2 separate regions of the Homo sapiens genome follow, and region 1 is linked to region 2. A link is a loop called in an ENCODE intact Hi-C map of the cell type or tissue named here. Cell type or tissue: Caco-2. All regions are shown on one strand. Each heading gives the region's core, and the rest is flanking DNA. Links, peaks and the distances in the headings are about the cores only.

What was found. A loop is a pair of places that touch in the nucleus more often than their neighbours do. Peaks named below come from ENCODE experiments on the same cell type or tissue, not always from the same donor. Only the 100,000 strongest peaks of a DNase experiment are listed, where the experiment ranks them.
Region 1: it touches region 2 in a loop (23-fold over the local background); 2 of 110 quality-filtered maps call a loop at or near these places.

The regions. Positions count from the first base shown.
Region 1 is chr4:143,174,513-143,182,956 of GRCh38, reverse strand. The region is part of intron 1 of USP38-DT (USP38 divergent transcript); the gene reads left to right. Among named protein-coding and RNA genes, the nearest start is that of USP38-DT, 6.1 kb to the left of the region's middle. In Caco-2, for the core only: no CTCF peak of the experiment used is centred there; a DNase peak (open chromatin) is centred at 3,816.
Region 2 is chr4:142,878,943-142,887,386 of GRCh38, reverse strand. The region is part of intron 3 of USP38-DT (USP38 divergent transcript); the gene reads left to right. Among named protein-coding and RNA genes, the nearest start is that of INPP4B, 37 kb to the right of the region's middle. In Caco-2, for the core only: a CTCF peak has its summit at 3,759 (motif pointing left); no DNase peak of the experiment used is centred there.

The DNA of each region.
Region 1 (8,444 bases), core at 88-8,087, 300 kb before region 2:
GGGCTTTAAAATTTCATATAAAGATTTAGTCTAAGGCCTCAATTGCCAACTACATGGTTTTACAAATATGTTAGATCTGAGAATGGAAGCTGAGTGATGGGGATGAAAGAGAAAAAGCACAGGATAAGGAGTGATTGTTTATTTAGCAACCTCTGTGTGCCTGGAACTCAATATATTACACTTTATCCTTAGTTCTCAAAACGGGGTTTTGGAAATAGATGTTAATAGCTACATTTTATAGATAAGGTATTGAAGCCAAAGGAGGTTAAAAAAAATAATCAAGTCTGACTCTAGAGTCTCTATTATTTCCATCATACTATTAGATGAAAAGTGTGTGTATGTGTTTATGTTTGTGATAAGCAAAGAGAAAAGGCAGTTCCAAAAGCAGTGGTTAGAGTTGGCCAACTGCAATAACATTATTGTGAGGTTAGTTTTCTCTTAGGAAATTTATATCACCTAATAGAATCAAAAGCAAACTGATTGTATAGATTAGAGAGGACTGTGATAAATAAACCATCATATGAAGTAATTACAAATAATCCCTGACTTTATGAAATTTATATTCATATGTTTTTTAAGTTGTAAAGAAAAAAAGACTGTAAAGAAACACACCAACCACTTTGATATGGTTTTTGTTTTAATGACTTAAAATGGACATCAAGCTAATCTTACGACACTATTTCATTTAATTTTTTTCACAGTGCAAAGTGAAAGCAAGTTTATTAAGAAAGTAAAGGAATAAAAGACAATTAAAAATTAAAAATATACCATTGGCTACTTCATAGGCAGAGCAGCCTCACTACCCTATTTTAAATCTTCCAGTGCTTCTCCTCTTAAAATTCAAATGGCTACTGTTGACTTTAAGGCCCTCCATCAAGTTGCTCTTGTGTCTTTTCCTACTGTTCTCATTTATTATATGTTTACAGCCTTTTTCTGTTCTCTAGAATCTAAGCTTCATGAGGTCAAAAAGAACCCCTTAATTTTATTAGTTACTTCTATATCTAGCAGTTAGAACACTAGGGTAAACAATCTATCAATTTTTTTTGTCTGTGAGATGAAGTCTCTCACTCTGTTGCCCAGGCTGGAGTGCAGTGGTGTGATCTCAGCTCACTGCAGTCTCAGCTCACTGCAATCTCCACTTCCTGGGTTCAAGCAATTCTTCTTCCTCAGCCTCCTGAGTAGCTGGGATTATAGGCACCCACCACCACACCTGGCTAATTTTTGTATTTTTAGTAGAGATGGGGTTTCACCATGTTGGCCAGGCTGGTCTTGAACTCCTGACACAAATGATCCTCCCATCTCAGCATCCCAAGGTGCTGGGATTACGTGAGCCACCATGCCCAGTTCAATCTAACTATTTTTTGAATGAATGAACTTTTAAAAAATGAAATGAAAAACATGGTTTAGAAAAAGTCGTAAGGAGTCTACACAGTAATTTCTAGAACTAAAAAACAAACTCAGCAGGGTTTCAGAATATAAGATAATAGACAAAAATCAGTTGTACTTTTATGTACTAGCAATGAACACATGGAAACCAAAATTAAAAATATACCATTGATAATTGCTCAAAATAAAAACTATGTAGGTGTAAATCTGACAGTGGATGTACAGGACTCATGCTGAAAACAACAAAACACTGATGAAAGAAATCGAAGATCTAAATAAATGACCATATACATGGATTGGAGGACTCACCATAGTGTAGATGTTAATGATCTCTAAATCGATATGCAGGTTTAATACAATTCCTATTAAAACTCCAGGCAGGTTTTTTTTTTCTTCTTCATATACAGGCAAGATTATTCTAAAATGTATTTGGAAAAACAAATCAGAGTAGCTTCAACAATTCTGAAAAGGAGGAATTAAGTGAGAGGGATCATTTTACCTGTGTTTGTTCTTATGCTGCTAATAAAGACGTATCTGAGACTGGGTAATTTATAAAGGAAAGGTTTATAAACACAGTTCAGCATGGCTGGGGAGGCCTCAGGAAACTTAAAATCATGGTGGAAGGGGAAGCAAACATATCCTTTCACATGGCAGCAGGAAGGAGAAGAACGAGAGCTGAGCTAAGGGGGAACCCTGTTATAAAATCATCAGATCTCGTGAGAACTTATATCACGAGAACAGGAAGGGGGAACCTGCCCCCATGATTCAATTATATCCACCTGTTTCTTCCTTCAACACGTGGGGATTATGGGCATTGCAATTCAAGATAAGATTTGGGTAGGGACAGAGCCAAACCATATCACTACCCAAAAATAATACTCATTGTATGCCAGGGTAATTAAGACAGTATGGTAATGGCAGAGAGACACATAGATCAGTGAAATGGGCAACAATAACCTAGACCCACACAAATACACCAAACTGATTTTTGACAGAGATTCAAAAGCCATTCAGTGAAGGAAGGATGGTGTTTTCAACAAATGGTGCTGGAGTAACTGGATGTTCATAGGCAAAAAAGAAATGAGAAAATTCTATAACTGGGAGAAAACAACAGTACCACTGGACTGTACTGCTACAGGGTTTCACAGAAGCCCCAAACTTATTTGGTCAAATCTTAGTCCTGGAGGAATTCCAACCTTCCAGGGGAACCCAGTTGTTACAATATGTAGATGAACTTTTAATATCTGGCAAAAGGAAGGCCGAGTGATCAGAAACCACCATAATCTTGCCTTATTTTCTTTGAGAAAGGGGATTGCGAGTCTCTAAGAACAAATTGCAGTTTGTAGAAAAAGAAGTTAAATATTTAGGACACCTGATTGGTGAAGGGAAGTGGATAATAAACTCAGAATATTGGGAATAGTGGGTTTGCCTTTGCCTAAGACAAAGAGAAAACTCCAAAAATTTTTAGGTTTAACTGGCTACAGTAGGTTATGGATTGACTCATATGCTTAAAAGACAAAATTCTGTATCTCAAGTTACTAGAAGAGGAGCCCAATCCCTTGTAATGGTCCCTAGATGAAATTAAGGCAGTGAAAGAGCTAAAGCAGGCCCTCATTACAGTCCTGGTCCTGGCCCTCCCATCTTTAGAGAAACCATTCTATCTGTTTGTAACAGTAGACCGGGGCATGGCCCTTGGGGTGCTCACTCAAACCTGGGGAGGGAAGAGGCAACCTGTTGCTTTTGTCTCCAAGCTTCTCGATCCTGTCTCTCAGGGGTGATCTGAATGTGTGCAAGCAGTAGCTGCGACAGCCCTGCTGGTAGAGGAGAGTCGAAAGCTAATGTTTGGTGGGGCCCTAATAGTAAACACCCCACACCAGGTCAGGAATATATTAAATCAGAAAGCTGGGAGATGGTTAGTGGATTCTCAGATTCTAAAATATGAAGCCATATTACTAGAAAAAGATTATTTGGTTGTAACACCAGATACTTGCCTGAATCCAGCCAGTGTCCTATGGAAAGGAGACCAGAACAAAGAGACATCAGATCATAACTGCTTAGATACCATAGAATACCAAGCCAAAGTTAGACCAGACCTTAGGGAAGCTCCACTACGTGATGGATTAGACTGTTTGTGGATGGGTCATCCGGAGTGATAGATGGCAAGGGACTTAATGGTTATGCTGTCTTTGATGGAAATAAACACTCATTATGTGAGAAAGGTAGATTACCTAATGGCTGGTCGGCCCAAAAATGTGAATTACATGCTCTTGACCAGGCCCTAAAGCTCCTTGAAGGCCAGGAAGGAAATATATATACTGATTCTAAATGTGCCTATGGGGTGGTACACACTTTTGGAAAAATCTGGACAGAGCGGGGCCTAATAAATAGCAAGGGAAAAGAATTGGTACACGGGGAACTGGTCAAACAGGTTTTAGAAAGTCTCCTGCTTCCAGCAGAGGTAGCCATAGTTCATGTAAATGATCATCAGAACGGGAACACTATAGAAGCTGTAGGAAACAGGTTTGTGGATGAAGCTGCTAGGCAAGCCTCCCTGGAGGAAGAAATTAGACTATTTAGCCTGATACCAGACATCCCTAAGGTGGTATTAAGGCCTCAGTTTACCAGAGAGAAGAAGGAAGAATTAGGCAGGATAGGGGTCACTCAAACTGAAGATGGGAAATGGGTACTTTCTGATGGGAGAGAAATGATAAGTAAACCCCTGATGAGAGAACTGATGTCTGTATTACTCCCCAAAGGGAGTCACTGGGGACCCCAGAGTCCGTGTGATGCAATATTTAAGAATTATGGATAGATAGGGATTTATACCCTCGCTAAACAAGTATGTGGAAGTTGTGTAACTTGTCAAAGGATAAACAAAGAGGTGATTAGAAAACAGTTCATGGGAGGAAGACCTCCTGGACTAAGACCATTTCAGAGCATTCAAGTAGATTTCACATAAATACCCAAAGTAGGAAGACTGAAGTATTTACTGGTGATTATAGGTTACCTTTCCAGCTGGGTGGAAGCCTTTCCCCTTCCAACAGCCACTGCCAGGAATGTAGTCAAAATAATATTATAACAGACTGTACCTAGATTTGGCCTGGTGAAAAACGTTGATTCAGACAATGGCAGCCAATTTACCTCCCGGGTGTTAAGGGGAATTATGGAAGGTTTACAAATTAGATGGGATTATTACACCCCTTGGCATCCCCCTTCCTCTGGAAAGGTAGAAGGAATGACTGAAACTCTCAAAAAGCATTTCACCAAACTAATAAACTAAAATGCCTTGGACAAAATGTCTCCCAATAGCACTCCTTAGGAAGTCCCAAGAAAAGACTTGGGATTGTCCCCCTATGAGTTATTATATGGGCTCCTGTATTTGGGCAGAGCTACAGATCTTCCTACTATGGAAACCAAGGATCAGTTCTTAAGAAATTATATACAGTCATTATCCTCCACCCTGTCATCCCTTAGGTTAAAAGGACTTCTGACTCAAACTCCTCCTCTTGAGTTTGCAGTTTGCCACTTCCAGCCTGGCGACTAGGTGCTGATTAAGACTTGGAAAGAAGACAAGCTCCACCCAAGCTGAGAAGGTCCCTGTCAAGTGCTGCTGACCCCTGAGATGGCCATATGTACAGCTGAATGGGGGTGGACTCACTATACTTGTCAAGGGACTGGTAAAAGAGACCCTGGAAGGGTGGGAAAAAGACCAGTGGAAAGTACATGGGTCACCTGAGGAACCCTTAAAATTAACTCTGAGATGAATCTAAAAAGAAAACATGGGCTGGTCCCATTTCTGGAAATTAATATGGCTGGGATGGGCTACTATGCAAAGAGAAGAAGGTCAAAGTAGAAACTATCAGGGGACTCCTCCCTACCCACTCAGGTTGGTAATTAATGTAAACAAGATGGTGGCACCCAAGACTATAAGATTTGATGACTGCCAAGGTTTTTACCTTGTAAGAATTTGGAAAATCAGAGACAGCTCTCACATGTGGATAAATATCCACTTCATATGAGGTGCTTGGAATAGTCAAATTAGAGGTTTCTAGGGGCTAGGGAGAAAATAAATGGGGAGTTATTGTTTAATAGGTACAGAGTTTCTCTTTCAAAGAATGAAAAGTTCTGTAAATGGATAGTGGTGATGATTGCACAACAGTGTGTACTTAATGCCACCGAACTGTACACTTAAGAATGGTAAATTTTAGGTTATATTTTACCACAATAAAAAATTAAAATCAACAGTAAAGAAATCAATCCAATTAAAAATGGGCAAAAGATTTCAAGACACATTTCAATGAAGAGGATTTACATATGGCAAACAAATGGAAAGTTGTTTAACATTTCTAGCTAATAGGGAAATGCAAATTAAGACCATGAGATATTATAACACATTTATTAGAGAACCACTAAAATAAAAAATGGTGACAACATTAATGCTGGCAAAGATGCAGACAAACTGATTTCTCATACATTGCAAGTGGAAATGCAAAATGGTTTAACCACTCTGGAGAATTGTTTGGAAGTTTCTTAAAAATTAAACATGCAGCTATCATATGATCAAACTGTTGAACTACTAGGTATTTATTCCAGAGAAATGAAAACTTATGTTCACACAAATACATATACACAAATGTCCAAAGCAGCTTTATCTGCAATAGCCAACAACCAAAAACAATCAAAATTGTCATCAGTAGGTGAATGGCTAAACAAACTATGGTCATCAGTATGCTGAATGGCTAAACAAACTGTGGTACATTCTTACTGTGGAATATTACTTAGCAATAAAAAGAAAGAAACTATTGATGGACACAACTTGGATGGATTTCAAGGGCATTTTTATGCCAAGTGAAGAAAACTAATCTCAAAAGTCACATACTATGTGATTCCATTTGTACGACATTCTCAATATGAGGAAATTTTAGAGATGAAGAACAGATTAGTGGTTGCCAAGGGCTAGGTATAGATGGGAGAGGCAGAGGGATGAGTAGAACTTTTAATAAAGGGGTAGAATGAGGGTAATTCTTGTGGTGATAGAATAGTTCTGTACCTTGATTGCGACTGTTGCATGACTCCATGTGTGGTAAAGTGGCATGGAATTATACATATGTTGTATCAATATCAATTTCCTGATTGTGATATTATGCTATAGTTATGTAAGAGGTAACATTGAGGTATAACTGAGTGAAGAGTACAGAGGATTTCTCTGTATTATCTTTGCAACTTCGTGTGACTGTATAATGATTTCAAAATTAAAAAGTTTAAAACATTTAAGTCTTTAATCCATCTTGAATTAATTTTTGTATAAGGTGTAAGGAAGGGATCCAGTTTCAACTTTCTCCATATGGCTAGCCAGTTTTCCCAGCACCATTTATTAAATAGGGAATCCTTTCTCCATTTCTTGTTTTTGTCAGGTTTGTCAAAGATCAGATAATTGTAGATATGTGGCATTATTTCTGAGGACTCTGTTCTGTTTCATTGGTCTATATCTCTGTTTTGGTACCAGTACCATGCTGTTTTGGTTACTGTAGCCTTGTAGTATAGTTTGAAGTCAGGTAGCATGATGCCTCCAGCTTTGTTGTTTTGGCTTAGGATTGACTTGGCAATGCAGGCTCTTTTTTGCACCAAAAGCAGTCCTAAAAGGGACATTTACAGCAAGAAATGCTTATGGCAAAAAAGAGAAAAGATCTTAAATAAACATTCTAATTGAAAAAAAAGTTTAAAACACAACACCCCTTAAAAAACCAACCCTGGCCATAAGTGGCCTGTACTTTCAATTAGGTGACTTTAGTCTGCCCTGTTTGATCTTCCCCACCGAAACAAACCCCAAACTCCATAATATTTAGAAACTAAGAGATTGGAACTTCCGACATCATGTTTTTTATTTATTTATTTATTTTTGAGACAGAGACCCGCTCTGTTGCCCAGGCTGGAATGAAGTGGCATGATCTCAGTTCACTGCAATCTCCGCCTCCTGGGTTCAGGAAATTCTCCTGCCTCAGCCTCCCAAGTAGCTGAGATTACAGGCGTGCACCACAATGCCTGGCTAATTTTTGTATTTTTAGTAGAGACAGGGTTTCAACAGGCTGGTCTTGAACTTGGCCAGGCTGGCCTTGGAAATTCTGGCCTCAGGTGATCCGCCTGCCTCAGCCTCCCAAAATGTTGGGATTACAGGTGTGAGCCACTGTGCCCAGCCAGGATTATGTTTTAAGAGGCAAATGGATTCATGACTATGCATAGACAGTGGCCTATGCAGCCTATGAGGCCTACTACACATTAATTCTTGCTCTTATCTAACTAGATGTAAATGGGAAACAAGTTATTAATAAATCATTGTTGCTAGAAATAAGGGTTTTAGTTCTAGTATTTATTAAATACGATTAAAATGTAGGGATTATATATATATCTATTTGAATTCTGTGTAATAAGGATTCCAACATGGGCCCTCTATCAGTTGGAATTGCTGTGACAGATTCTTTATGAAAAATAATCTAGAGAGTAATTGTCTCAGTCAGCTTGGGCTGCCATAACAAAATACCATAGACTGGGTGGCTTAAACAGCAGAAATTTATCTTCTAACAGTTCTGGAGGCTGGAAGTCCAAGATCAAGATGCCAGTAGCGTTAGTTTCTGGTGAGTGCTCTCTTCCTAAATTGCAGATAGCTGTCTTCTTGCTGTGTTTTCACGTGGCCTTTCCTCTGTGCATGACAGGAGAGAGAAGGATCTCTGGTTTCTCTTTTTATAAGAACATGGGTTCTATTGGATTAGGCCCCACCTTTATGACCTCATTTAACCTCAGTTACCTCCTTAAAGGTTCTATCTTCAAATGCCCATTGAGGCTTAGGGCTTCTACATATACATTTTTTTGGGGGGGAAGGAGGAAAAAATTCAGTCCATAACAGAAACCAATTTTTTCTCTGTGGATTGCATTATTGCTATTACCTAATAGACATAAAGCTAGTTTTTCTCAATGAGACACCTAAAATTGAGTGACTTTTTTGAGTTGTTGCCAGATCTATTAATTAAAATTTTAATTGGGGTAGGGCACAGAAATCTGTG
Region 2 (8,444 bases), core at 291-8,290:
CCAGAAGTTCACCATAGTTTGACCCGCTGCCCTAGGATTCGGTCTGATTTTGCATTTGCCTCAGATTTTTTATTTTTATTTTAAAATAAAGTAGTATATAAATAGTTGCGTGAAAATAATCTTGGAAGAATTTTATAAACTTTCACTTTATACTTCCAGCCTCCACTTTGAAATGTGCTACTTATGCATGTACGGTGAGCAGAGTTAACATACAGTTAAATCTAAAGGTTGACAGGCAATAACACATTTTACTAATTTTGACTCTTTCCATATATAACCTGATATCACACTTCCCTTTCAAGTTCAGTAGGTGGGGCATGTGCAGTTGAGCACAGATAAATACAAAGAGTAGGGATAGCCAACTCCATTGGTCTCCGGCGATGGTGGGAAAAACATTCTTTGCTGCTATCTCTGCTTGGCCACTGGTGCACTAGTAAGTTGTACTGTGGCCTGTGCCAAATTTGCCTTTGAGCTACATAAAGCAGCTTTAAGAAGAGAAGTTCTTTGTAACTCTTGTAGAGAAATTCTTGCAGTAGCTCAGACCAAGGGCAGAGGCTCTGCTGGATATATGGAGATAATTGGTTGCATCAGTCAGGAATTCCTAGAACTCAGAGAAGCCTGAATGCCCCAGGTCTTTTTCCTCATGAGTTGACATTTGCTCTCCCTCAGCAGCTACATTCCTGATTGCCATCTTCGTTTTCCCCTCCATTCTACGGCATCTGCTTCCGGCAAAGGTGGTATGTCTCTCTCGCTCCTTGTTCAGCTGTCCTCTTCTGTCGCTCAGGGCTGTTGAATTAGGCACAGGAATGCATCTGGTCTTCTCATATTCTTAGCTCCATGCAAGGGTCATTGGTTTACTTCCTCATGGTACTTACTTTTGGGGAGCTCCTTAGGGTGTTTGAAATTTGCATAGAAATATGCTCCTCTCAAAATCTTTTCTTGACTTGGTCTTAAATTTGGTAGGTGTTTTCAATAGATTCTGGGTTAGGCTGTGTTGTTTCCTAGTATCACTAAAAATTGTTTTTCTCTCTGCTTTTAATATTTGTTATTTTATCCAGGTTTTGGTGAATAAAATGGGGAAGAGAAATGCCTTAATACCTCTGTTTTAACTCTATTTTGGCTTCCCGGTGGGCTTTTTGGTGGTTATTCTTCCTGTACAAAGACCTAGTCTAACCTACTACCTTGTTTTCCTCTGGATTAATTTTCTCTCTTTCCATACTTCTCTCTTTCTCTAATACATATACACATACTCAGACATATAAACTCACTCTAAGATCAGAGTAGAAAATGCTTTTTGTTTAGTATGAGGTAAGTAGTAAATACTTGTAGGTTAGCAGTGAAGAACTCTGCGATATGGTAGTGAAACAGAATAAGAGGAAATTAATAACATAAAAAATTGCTGAGATTGACTTAAGTAATGCTTTTTGAACTCTATCAACTGAAGTAGGCTTTTTCTCTCTCTCTAAATCTCTGTTCCAGCTTATTACCTTGCAAGTCTGATGTTGCCTAAATAAAGAACAGATTCTGGGAGTCTTTATAAATGAACTTACAATGTCCTTCAAAAAACACTGAACTATGATTTCTCAAGGAATTGAAAATAAAATAGGTCCATTTCCACTTAACTGCTCTGATACTGACATTCACAAAATATAAGTAAAAAGAAGAGATACTGGAACTTTGTTCAATAGTTCTATGTTTATTGGCTTCTTTTTTAAAGGTGAGATAAATTTTAGAAAAGTACTTTAAATACTAAAATCATAGGATGCATTCTAAGGGAGACCATATTTCATCTAAATCATATGGAGAGTTATGAATAATTGGAAGGATTTTGACCTTTAGTTTGAGTGAAATAAGAAGCAAGTGTGAAGTTTTGAAGAGTAACACAATATGACATAACAGGATCACTCTGGTTGCTGTGTGGAGAAAAGACAGTGAGTGCAAAAACAGAGAGATCAATTAGGAGGCCAATGAGAGAACTCAGATAAGAGATGATGCTGGCTTAGATCAGGGTGGTGGCAGTGGGAATAGTAAGAAGTAGTAAAGTTAGGAACATACTTTGAAGACAGTATTTGCTAATGGACAAGATGTAGGATGTGAGCAAAAGAAGGAAGTTAGGATGAGATTTAGCTTTTTGTTCTGAGAAACTGTAAGAATAGAGTTACAACTACCTGAGAAGAAGACTAGAAAAATCTGGTCATGAGGGAAATAACGGGAACTCACTTTTGGACATGTTTTGTCTGAGATGTTTATTAGTCAAATAGAGTGGTTGCGTAGGCAGTTGGTATGTATGGATCTAGAGTTCAAAGAAAAGGTTTTGCCTGGAAATATAATTTGGTATCATAGCATATAGATGGCATTTAAAGCCGTGAGTCTGGATGAGATCACTACGGAGTGAATGTGGAAGGAAAGAAGAAAATCTTGGGCACACCCACTTTTAGAGTTTGGTAGGTAATGAGGAACCATCTAAGAGATAGAGCAGGACAAAAGGAAAACCAGGAGAATATAAGGTCTTCCTTCAAGGAATAAGGAGTGATCAACTGTGTCAAATGCTGATGACAAGTCAGGTAAGACAGGGACTAAGAATTGAACATTGCATTTAGTAATGTGGAGATCCTTGGAGATCTTGAGAAAAGCTGTTTATATTTACATGTGCATATTTTTAAATTAACTTATTCTCTTCTATGAGTATCCAAGCACCACAAAACAGACACTGTGTTTTCTTTGCTCACCAGAATATCCACCACTTAGTATAATAAGCATGTGTAAGTAGTTGTTGAATAAGCATATTCACTGAGGATGACCAAATTTTTATCTTTATTTCAGATCTTGTTCTCAGTTCCTAAATAATATATTAAACATTCATGGGAAACTCTCTCCCTGGATTTTCCACAGTCACCACCAATTATTAAGGGACTACTACAGACCAAACTCTGACCTTGGTCTTGGAATTAGAGAAACAAATTAAATAAAATCACCCTCCTAAAGAAGTTTGTCATAACTGGGGAGACAGACAAATGAACAGACAACTAAAATGCCCTTGGATAAGTTTAGTGATGAAAGTGAGGGAACTTTGTGAAGATGTGGAAAGAATACCAGGTGGGCCCAGGGGTGAAGGTAATGGGAATGTGGGGAGGTGAAGACTTCTCAGAGGCCACATCTTTGAGCCTAGTTAGCAGGCATCATCCAGGTGAAGGCATATGGGAAAGGCAAACCACAGAGCAGCATGTGTGAGATATGTGGGCGAGAACAGACATATCCTACAAATAGATACATATATTTCTTCTCAGCTTTTTTCTGGTGTGAACCCACCCTCCCATCCCTATGCCTCCCATCTTCTCTAGCTCTATTCTAGGTTTTTAAATTCCTAGTCTGTTTACTTCTTTCCTCTTTCCCTCTGTTCTACCTCCTTATTTGTGGCTGACTCCTCTTTCTAGCATAGTGCTTTTTCTGATTTCCGATTTCCTAGGCAGAAGCTTACTTCTTTGATTTAACTTTGAGTTCAATCTGATAATTATCTTCCTCCATATGCAGCCCTGAGTGATATGCCTGGACTTTAACTCCTTCTCCATTTCTTTCCTTCACTCCAGAGGGGCCTGAGACTCACATTGTTTCTCTTTCCTCTTTCATGTCTTCTTCAGAATCATATTCTCTAGTAAAGCCTGACGACCTGAAGTTTCCTAAACGTACCATTCTATTTAACACTTCTGAATGTCTCTTATGCCCACCATGAGCTTCCTCCCCAGCACACACTGCCCTCCTCTGGTGACTTACATTTATTCTGCAAGGTAACTAACAGATTGCCTCTATAGTAATGCTTTATCAATATAGATTAAATTAGGCTACAGTAACAAATACAATTAAAATCTGTGACTTAACAAGACAGAAGTAAATTTCTTGTATTTGGAATATCCTGCATGAGTCTGAGAGATGATCTGAGGAGGCTGTCCTTTTTGTAGAGGCCTAGCATTGCAAGATCTTTTGATCTTGCAGGAACTCCACATCAACAATGGGAGCAGGTTCCCATTGGAGCAGGTAAAGCCCATGGCCATGGGGACTGGTAAAGAGAGCATGGAAAATTGTGCACTGGGCTATTAAATGCTTCTGCCTGGTAGTGACATGTGTTGCATTTGACTACATTTCATTGGCATGTGTCCATGCATATATTCAAAGAGGAATGTGCCCCGAAGGGAAGGAGAACCAGAAATCTTAGTGATTACCAGTAATGTCCACTTTGTGGGACATATTAGTAAAACGGTATTAGTGAAGACAGAAGAGGAAATTCTGTGGCTTATTGGTTATCATTAGTAACTTATTTACTCTGTAAATTATATAATTTCTCTCCACCTTTGTTTCCTCAGCTCTAAAAATTGGAAAAACAAGAGCACCTACCTTGAAAGAATCATTGTGAGCGTTAAAGTGCTTAGAAAAGTACCTAGCACAAATTAAGTTATCAAAAAAGCACCATCAATTTTTACTGTGAACTCTTCCTTGAGCTACCTGCCTTATCGCCCCACCTTGCTGAATGAAGTATTTTTTCCTCTGTGTTTTTACTTTTCTTGGTGTGCAATCATAAATAGGTCCCTTTATCTCACAATTGATTATTTGTTTGGATGAGATTATGAGTTTCCTAAACCCCAAAATTTTGTCTATTCAACACTGTACTCTGGAATTTAACACAGTGCCTACCATAGAGTAGGCAGTCCATATATGCCTTGTGCATGAATGAATAAGGAAACAAAGGAATGAACGAGCTTGTAGTTTCAAAGCTCTGCACTGGGGAATAATAATGTTTAGTCTTATAAACTCTTCCTATCTTTTTTTCTAAAGTTCCACCCTTTGATGATATTCGAATTCCGAAACTACTTGTAGACAAATGTTAAAAGAATGGAAGCATTTTTTGTCTGAATATTTCCATACTTACAAGTATGCTTTCCTTATTCAAGACCTCAACTATGCTACTCACGGTGGCCCACCAGCTAGCAGCCTCAGTATCACTTGGGAGTTGTGATGCTGAGACTTGCTGACCCCACCCTAGACTTACTGAACTTCAGACTCCACCTTAGACTTACTGAATCAGAATCTACATTTTAACAAAATACCAGGTGATTCATATGTGTACTAAAATTTGAGAAGCGCTGGTTTACAACACTTACTGGAGTTGCCAGAATGAGCTTATGTACCGCCCCATTCATGTGGCTATGAGCTAGAGACTGAGAGAATTCAGCTACAGTGAAGTTGTTTTGGTTGACATTGTTTCTTCTGGTTGATTTAATACTGAAGAAAAAAACTTGCTTCAAATAGCTCTAATATTAGCAGAATATGTTTAGTATTTGGGGCATTATGAATTTAGAAATGCTTTGCTTGGGAAGTTAAAGGGTTTGACAGTTAACTTGATTAGTATTAATTGACTTTTTTGGGGGGGGGTCACTAAATGTAAAAAGCATACCTGAGAGAATGAGGAGGGGAAGGACATTGTGTAAGTAACAGATGGCTTTTGTCAGATGGTTTTATGACATGTAAGGTTGAGGTATTTCTTCTATACATTAGCTGACCCTTACAGTGTAGAAGACTTTATATTGCTTCTTCTATAACTTAGCTGATCCATATATTGTGGAAGACTTTATGTAAGTTCTTCTGTAAATTAGCTGACCCTTTATATTGTAGAAAACCCTGTATAGGTTCTGTGAAAGAGCTCAGGCAGCTTGACTTCATGTATGTCTATAAAGTGAGTAGTAATGGATCCTGGATAAAACCTTAAAAACATATTTTTAAAGTGTGCACAAACTGTACTCCCTGCTGTAAGTATTTTTCATGTGAATGATTGACGGTGATGCTTGATGTCTGCAATGACTCAAAGCAGGGAAGAGACTTGCCACAACTAGCTCACACATGAGCGGGGAATAATAGGGAAGCCAACAGAATCTAGCAAAAGAGTGATTTGGCATTATTTTAAAGTTTCTATTTCAGGGACCATCAAATGACAAGTTTTACCCACAAGGTCTATTTCATGATCTTCCTTGAAACTCTGTATAGAAGGAAATCTCCTATCCTCCCTCATAATAAGTAATACATTGCAGCATAGGAAATGCTAGTGCAGGGTTATGTGAGGAATTTCTTTTCTATGTGAAAAATTGCCAGAAAATTTCTTACAACTTTGAGGATGCTTTGGGTTTATGGGAGATAGTACAGGATACTGATAGGGTTGTATATAAATGTGGTCCATAGTTTTTTTTAAATAGTCACCTCTACCTAAGAATCATCAGGCTAGATTTGATCCCCAAAATTGCTATCTTTTTCTTAGTAGCTGTACATTTCTGGGCTGCTGAGATTGCGATATTCATTTTGTTTTACTCACAGATAGAAAAGCCATTAAAGATTTATTGGATAATATATTCATAAGAAAGTGATAAACATTCAATATTATCTATCAAATGAAAAAACACATGCTGATTTTTATCATATTTTTCTTGTTTCTTTAGCATACCTATTTCCTAGAAAATGTACCAAACATAAAAGAAACATGTTTACCAGGAGATACTGCTGTATCTTTTTAGCAACCATAACAAACAGTTTGCACAGCTATTTTAACTTGTTTTGATGGATTAACTGGTACTTATGACAACAATTTCTTGAGTAGATGATTATTTTGTAATGTTATTATCAACAATATATGGAAAACATCTTTCTGTTATGAGAAAGATCAGACATTAATGATGAAATAACTGAATGGAGATATTTCTGCCTTAACATTTCTTATTCATGTGTTTGCCAAAAATATTTCTATACTGTTATCTCAATGACATGGTGCTAAATATATATACTTTCTACAAAATCAAATTTGTCATGTTCATATATAGTACTTTATGTACATTGTCATATCCCCATAGTTACCAATCTATCATAGTGGCTCAGAAACAAAGTTTGTGTTTTCTCCTCTTTGTTGTTATGTGAACAACAAAGCACTTGCATAACTTAAAAAAATAACAGGTAAATGAAGCTTTGAAGGCAATTGCTTGTTTAAGAAGTAAACATCAATTATAAGTGAATAGAAAAGCCCAAAATAGCCAAAACAATTTTAAAAATGATGTTGAAGGTCACTTACTTTCCAATTTGAAAATTTATTTTAAAGAAATTCCAACATTCCTACATAACACCATGTCTGGTTCTGATGCCTGCTCTGTCTCTACCAACTGTATTTTTTGCCTTTGGTAGGCCTTGTAATTTTTTCCTTGTAGCCAGACATGATGTACCAGGTAAACAAAATCACTTGAAATAGGCCTTTAGAAATGTGGCAGTGAGGTGTTGGGGGAGGCAAGCATCATTCTACAGTTTTGTGATTTGGTCTTTCACTGGACATGTGCCACTGGACTTTGAGCTTCACAAATGTTTCTTGATTTTTAATTCCCCCTTGCAAGGTGGAGTTGGTTATTTCCTTCTCCTGCAGGGAAAGCTAGAGCAGATTGTACCCCCCTGGAGTTTTTAGATCTCAGAGTTGTCCACATTGAGCTTCCAGCAACTCATCAATTACAGTTCAGGTTTTCCTACCCTAGCACTGATTCCTGCCGTGGTTTCCTGAGTGGCTGCTATGGTAAGCCATGACTCCCTTCATTGTCCATCTATCTCTCCAATCCTGGGGGCTGCAGTTTGCCCTGTGTCCTCAACTCTTTTATGGATACTAAAAAAGTTGCTGATTTTTCAGTCTTTTTGCTTTTTTACTTGATATGAGGACAGAGAGGCAACTTCCAAGCTTCTCACATGCAGAACTGGACCAGAGTATTTATTAATATAACTTTATTGAAGGATACTATAGACATCATATAATTCATCTATTTAAAGCATACAATCTAGTGATTTTTTTACCAACTTTACCAACTTGTATAACCATTATCATAAATAAGTTTTAGAACACTTCCATCACCCTGATAATATCTTTCATATTCTTTTACTGCTAATCCCCAACTTCATCTCCCACACCTTGTCCTGGGCAATCACTAATTTTTTTCTGTTTCTATAGAGTTTGATTTTTCTCAATATTTCACAAAAATGAAATTATACAATATGTGATCTATTGTGTTTAGCTTCTCTCACTTAATGTAATGTTTGAAGATTGGTTAAGAACCAAATGTCAGTGACGAATAAAAAGACCCAACATAGTTACGTCGTAACATGTATCAGTGGTTGTTATGTATCATTCTTTACATAAAATTCTGTGTACATGATACAAAGAATGTATTATTCTTTCTTATTGCTAAATGGTATTCCATTGTACAGGTATACTACATCTTATCTATCCATTTGTCAGCTGATTGACACTACATTGTTTCAAATTTATGGATATTATAAATAATACTGTTAAGAACATTTATGCACAAATCTTTGTCTGGATATATGTTTTAATTTTTTCTTGGATAGACACCTCATAGTGGAATTCCTGGAGCATATAG